Regions from separate parts of the Homo sapiens genome. Here region 2 is linked to region 1. A link is a contact called in ENCODE Hi-C or POLR2A ChIA-PET data. All regions are on one chromosome and are shown on one strand. Each heading gives the region's core, a stretch centred on a gene start or an enhancer-like site at or near the end of the contact. The rest is flanking DNA. Distances are from core to core; before and after follow the strand shown.

Region 1 (2,909 bases), core at 352-2,851:
TGCCTCGGCCTCCCAAAATGCTGGGATTACAGGCATGAGCCACTACACCCAGCAGACGTGCATGTATCTTTATGGTAGAACGATTTATATTCCTTTGGGCATATACCCAGTAGTGGGATTCCTGGGTTGAATGGCAGTTCTGGTTTTTAAGCTCTTTGAAGAATCACCACACTGCTTTCCACAATGGTTGAACTAATTTACACTCCCACCAACAGTGTATATGTGTTCCCTTTTCTCTACCTCTCCAAAGTTCATTCTTTTTTTTCTTTGATACGACAAAGTCTCACTGTGTTGCCCAGGCAAGAGTGCAGTGGCGTGATCTCGGCTCACTGTAACCTCTGCCTCCCAGGTTCAAGCTATTCTCCTGACTCAGCCTCCCAAGTAACGAGGATTACAGGCACCTGCTACCATGCCCAGCTAATTTTTTTTTCGTATTTTTAGTAGAGACGGAGTTTCACCATGTTAGCCAGGCTGGTGTCAAACTCCTGACCTCAGGTGATCCACCTGCCTCTGTCTCCCAAAGTGTTGGGATTATAGGCGTAAGCCACCAGGCCCGGTCAAAAAAAAATTTTTTTTTTTTTTTTTTTTTTTTTGAGACAGAGTCCTGCTCTGTCTCCCAGGCTGCAGTGCAGTAGCATAATCATGGCTCACTGCAACATATGCCTTCTTGGCTCAAGCAATTCTCCCACCTTAGCCTCCCAAATGGCTGGGACTATGGGCGCATGCCACCACGTCTGGCTAATTTTTGTATTTTCTGTAGAGATGGGGTTTCACCCTCTTACCCAGGCTGGTGTCAAACTCCTGGGCTCAAGCAATCCACCAGCCTCAGACTCCTAGAGTCCTGAGATTACAGGCCTGAGTCACTGCACCTGGCCATGTTATTTTTTGACTTTTTAATAGCTATTCTGACTGGTGTGAGATGGTATCTCACTGTGGTTTTGATTTGCATTTCTCTAATGATCAGTTATTGAGCTTTTTTAAATATGCTTTCTTTGGACACACACATGTCTTCTTTTGAAAAGTGTTCATGTCCTTTGCCCACTTTTTAATGGTTTTTTTTTCTTGTAGACTTGCTTAGGATCCTTACAGATGCTGAATATTAGACCTTTGTCAGATACATAGTTTGCAAATATTTTCTCCCATTCTGTAGATTGTCTATTTACTCTGTTGACAGTTCCTTCTGCTGCCTACTGATGTCTTAGCATGACATGCCCTATGATAACTGGAAATAAAGTAGAAGGCAAGTACAGTATTAGAACACATTTAGGCTGGGTGCGGTGGCTCACTCCTGTAATCCCAGCACTTTGTGAGGCTGAGGTGGGCGGATCACCTGAGGTCAGGAGTTTGAGACCACCCTGGCCAACATGGTGAAACCCCATCTCTACTAAAAATAACAATTAGCTGGGCATGGTGGTGTGCGCCTGTAATCCCAGCTACCTAGGAGGCTGAGGCAGAATTGCTTGAACCTGGGAGGCAGAGGTCACGCCACTGCACTCCAGCCTGGGCGACAAGAACAAAACTCAGTCTCAGAATGTGCAGTAACCTTAAGTGCAAGAAAGTCCTTGGTATAATTAAACGTCTTCTACAGCAACGGAATCTGGCTCTCATTACTAGCTGCAACTCCCAAATTTTCCACTAGGTGGCAGAACAGGCTAGATAATAGCCGGGGGTTCTCAACCTTAGTGGGCATCACAAACACCTGTGGGTCTTCAGCCCCAAAGTTTGATTCATTAGGTCTGGGTGTGGCCTGATAATTAGCATTCCTAACAAGCTTCCAGGTGATGCTGATGTTTCCAGGTGATGCTGGAAGGAAAGTACATTTTGTGAACACTGGATTACAGAAAATCAATGTAGACCAACCCAAGGCCCATTCACCCATCCATCCATCCATCCATCCTTCCTCCAGTTTACTTTGTAGTTCTAGGTGATGTGAGCACAGAGAAGAATGAGACATGGTTTGTTCTCAAGACATAGTCGGGTGAGGGAGAAAAGGAAAATGAAAAAAATAACTCTTAGTCTATTATTTCCACCTCTCCATTTCTTCCAATATACAGACTTCCTAAGTGTTGTTTTTCTCTTCTTCTGTCAAATAGAGTTTAAGCCTTGTGCCCTTAAAGCCTGAAAGATCAACTAGCCCAAGAGCTGCCTTACATGGCTAAACCTGCTGAACTAAGAAACTCAGGAATGTTTGCTATCCTATAAAAAGTTTCAGATAGAAAATCTCCTCTCTGAACTTAGAAGCTGGAGATATAAAAGCACACCTGACACCCTCGAGTCTGCATTGAGTAAAAATAAAACACAGGATTACTATGTTCTTAGAATCTGTGCTTGGCTGCTTTCCAAAATGAATTCCTCATTTTAAACTTCAATATATATTATGGTTAATTTGGGGAAAAAACATTTTGACTCATGACTGTCCATATTTTCCTTTAAATAGTATTGTTGACTAGCTCTAATCTTTGGTACTGGGTCTTACTAGATCTACTTTTTGCATAATTTGTGATGTACCATATAAACCAGTAATATGTAAACAGATTGTGTATAGGTTTACTTGACACAAATCCTTTTTATGTAATGAAAGAACACTTCAACGCATGTCTTGGGTTGAACTATTATTTCTAAATCAGTGATAATTAGATTAGTGAAATTTTATTTATAGCCATAATTCATCTCGACCAATGATTTCACAAGTATTTGAAAGTGTAATGGGTAAAAGATGCAGACAGAATTCAAGAGATACAAATAAGCACACATAAAAATATGTCATTTTCTCTCTAGTCCCCTCCCCCATAAAAATGTTGTCATGTGTTAAAGAAATGTCAGTTAAAGCAACCTTGAGATACTTCCTTTATATCTATTAAATTGGCAAACATGTTTAGAAATGTTCTTTCTTGACTCGGGCAGTGGTT
Region 2 (3,088 bases), core at 341-2,840, 400 kb after region 1:
GACAGCCAGGTTCCAGGCTGGACTCTGCTAGTTAAGAAGATGTGAGAATTTATGCAAGTCATATAAGTCCCCTGGCTTTGCTTTTCTTATCTATAAATTCAGGCTAAGAATACGTAGGCTTTTCGGCATGGATTAAATAAAACAGCGTATTTAAAATTCCTGAAGTTACTTAGTTCCTAGCACACCCCACGTCCTTATCCTGTGTGTATCTTTTATATTTAATTATTTGGGTTCTGCTACCTGTGTTTTTTTAAATAGGTCAATCTTTATATTCTTATTAAGCTACAATGGACCTCACAAGTATTACTTTGGTCTTCAGGTTGATAATGATACAAAATATTTTTTGGTCAGAGATAATTTTCTTTTTTTTGTTTGAGATGGTGTCTCGCTCTGTCACCCAGGCTGGAGTGGAGTGGCGCAATCTTGGCTCACTGCAACCTCCGCCTCCCGGGTTCAAGCGATTCTCCTGCCTCAGCCTCCTGAGTAGAGACGGGGTTTCACCATGTTGGTCAGGCTGGTTTTGAACTCCTAACCTTGTGATCCTGCCTCAGCTTCCCAAAGTTCTGGGATTACAGGCGTGAGCCACTGCGCCTGGCCCGATAATATTCTTTAGACCACAACACAGAGGGAAGTTGGGGAGAAAAAGGAGTTACCTTTTATTGAGCCACTGCTGTGGCTACACATGGCCATTTTGTAAATGTTTCATTTAACCTTCCTGGCAGCCCTGTGTAGATGATGTTAGCTTGGTTTACTGATGTAGCTCAGAGAGGCTCATTACTGGCCCAGAGTCACATAGCCAAGGGCTCTTTTAGTTAGATGAGAATTCCAGGATGAAAAGAGTTCCTTACCCACATGAAACACCTCAGGAACTATTATTTGTATTTTGCTATTTCAACATGAATCTATTTAAATTAAAAGCAGTCTATTACCTAGGAACTAAATTATTTATTAAAGAAATTCTGTGAGTAATTAAGAATGGAAAAAGTCCTTTTCAGATGAGCTGTTCCTTCTGTTGTCATATGTTGGATTACTGTGAGAGAAAATAGATGTGAGCAGAACTAGAGGAAAAAAAATCACTGGTATAATAATATATAATAAGATATTTTGATAATATATCAAAATATCACTGGTATATTTTGATTATAAATTTTGGTATATTTTGGTTATATATTAATATATATAGGTATAGATATATAAAATCATCAAAAGAAAATTGATGGCAGTGGTAGTAGGCAGAGGTAGTAAGTCAACCAAGGCTGGTAAGTTCTTTCACCTTCATCCTCCCAAAATGACTCAGGGAGGCAGCTTGGTAAGAAGGAGGAGGAGAGAGAAAGTAGTGGTGTTTTGGAAGGAGTGTGCCAGACATGTTAAAACCTGACATAGAAGGAGACAAAAAACTATTTGGTGGCTTTTCTGGAATGCATAGCCAGTTTTATCCAGTGCTTTGCTGGTGAAACTGACAGAAACAAGCTATCTGAAATGGAAAGACGTATGGTAAAATATGTAGCTCTCTGGGAGCTTGCCAACCCTTTTGCATCCACACAGATATTTAATAGGCAAATTTAACATACGGACTCCTCTGGCTTTAGTACAATGGCAGACTTCAGTTTTTTTTGGCTGAAGGTGAGTCACTGCTCAACCAAGTGCAAACCACACTCTATTTATTTTTGGAACTTTTGATGTCATTGTTTTAAGCATCTTATGTTAGGCAGAAAAAGAAACCAAGTTGATTAAAACAAATGTGTTTTTACCAAATCTTATATAGGAAGATTTTAAACATTTGCAAAGTATTTAATGTTTGTGTTTGTCAGCCGTAATTACATTATCACCAGATCAATGCATTTTTACTTCGCTTGATAATAACTATAGAGTGCAGCAAGAATTTCTGTGTGGAGGAAATCTTGGTAAAATCACTTCCTTCCCACTTAGTTGGGTAGATAGTTTTAATATTTAAAATGATATAATAGTATTACAGATTATTTTGAAATAAAAAGCATCTTTAGTTCCACTACTTTCAAATGACTGTATTTATTTTTATATAGTCTTTCTGTCTTTGTTGACACATGTAGTTTTACACAGTTGCTCTCACAGTGCTTATACCATTTTAAATTTATTTTTCTCAGCCAACATAATATTAACATTCTTCCGTGTTGCTACATTGTCATCTGATCATTTGAAAGGCTACACAGTATTCCACTTTGTTAATGCATTATCACTTAGCCTATTATTATTTGTCAGGTCTTATATTATTATACATTGAGCATTTTTATATAGTAGTTCTTTGCTTCTGAATTATTTACCGAGAATTAGAGTTACAGTGAATGGACATTTTTATGTCTTTCTGTACCATCTTGTTTTCCAAAAGAGCTGTACTGGTTTACATGGCCAGTAGCTGTGAGTGAGTATTGTAACTGAATGGCTTTTAATGACAGTTTCTTTTCTAGACAAAAAATGCTGTTGAAAAGTTCACTGATGCCAAGAGAAGTTTATTGCAAACTGAGTCAGATGCTGAGGAATTAGAAAGGAGAGCTCAGGAAACTGCTGTTAACCTCGTCAAAGCTGATCAGCAGCTAAGGTAGGTGGATTCCCTAAGCCGTTGATGTATACATTGAGATGAATGAAAAGTTTGCTTCTAAGGGGATAATAATTGGTTTATGATAAATAATGCATGGTAAGTCTACAGGACCTGGGGGGAATAAAGCAATGTGCTTTAGATCGCTCCAGGCTGATGCAAAGGATTTGGAGCAGCACAAAATCAAGCAAGAAGAAATCTTGAAAGAAATAAACAAAATTGTAGCAGCAAAAGACTCAGACTTCCAATGTTTAAGCAAGAAGAAGGAAAAACTGACAGAAGAGTAAGTAAGGCCTCTGTAGGGCTACAAGGGGTTTGTGCTGGAAGACAGCTCTGGGGTTCCGAGTCCCTTAGGATCTGCTCTAGTGTTGCTGGTGCTTTGTAGGCTTCAGAAACTACAGAAAGACATAGAGATGGCAGAACGCAATGAGGATCACCACCTGCAGGTCCTTAAAGAATCTGAGGTGCTTCTTCAGGCCAAAAGAGCCGAGCTGGAAAAGCTGAAAAGCCAGGTAT

The links. A loop is a pair of places that touch in the nucleus more often than their neighbours do. ChIA-PET counts read pairs that join two places held with the same protein, here RNA polymerase II (POLR2A). Pooled maps may share reads with other maps.
Region 2: a loop to region 1 is called in a map of CD8-positive, alpha-beta T cell, with 23 times the contacts of the local background. The contact joins two enhancer-like sites. A Hi-C loop is called at or near these places in 4 of 168 maps with a recorded cell type or tissue (CD8-positive, alpha-beta T cell, HCT116, K562 and 1 more), 13 of 37 single-sample maps with no recorded cell type and 10 of 50 pooled maps. POLR2A ChIA-PET finds 5 or more read pairs at or near these places in 1 of 52 experiments (H1).

The regions. Positions count from the first base shown.
Region 1 is chr9:120,754,375-120,757,283 of GRCh38, forward strand. FBXW2 (F-box and WD repeat domain containing 2) reads right to left here. Exons shown (of 8, transcript NM_012164.4): 8 at 2,600-2,909. Among named protein-coding and RNA genes, the nearest start is that of FBXW2, 38 kb to the right of the region's middle. Within about 2 kb of position 1,602, at least 4 of the 41 ENCODE cell types and tissues checked have a DNase peak (open chromatin) inside an H3K27ac peak, as active enhancers do.
Region 2 is chr9:121,155,026-121,158,113 of GRCh38, forward strand. CNTRL (centriolin) reads left to right here. Exons shown (of 44, transcript NM_007018.6): 28 at 2,445-2,575; 29 at 2,715-2,855; 30 at 2,958-3,084. Among named protein-coding and RNA genes, the nearest start is that of RAB14, 45 kb to the right of the region's middle. Within about 2 kb of position 1,591, at least 7 of the 41 ENCODE cell types and tissues checked have a DNase peak (open chromatin) inside an H3K27ac peak, as active enhancers do.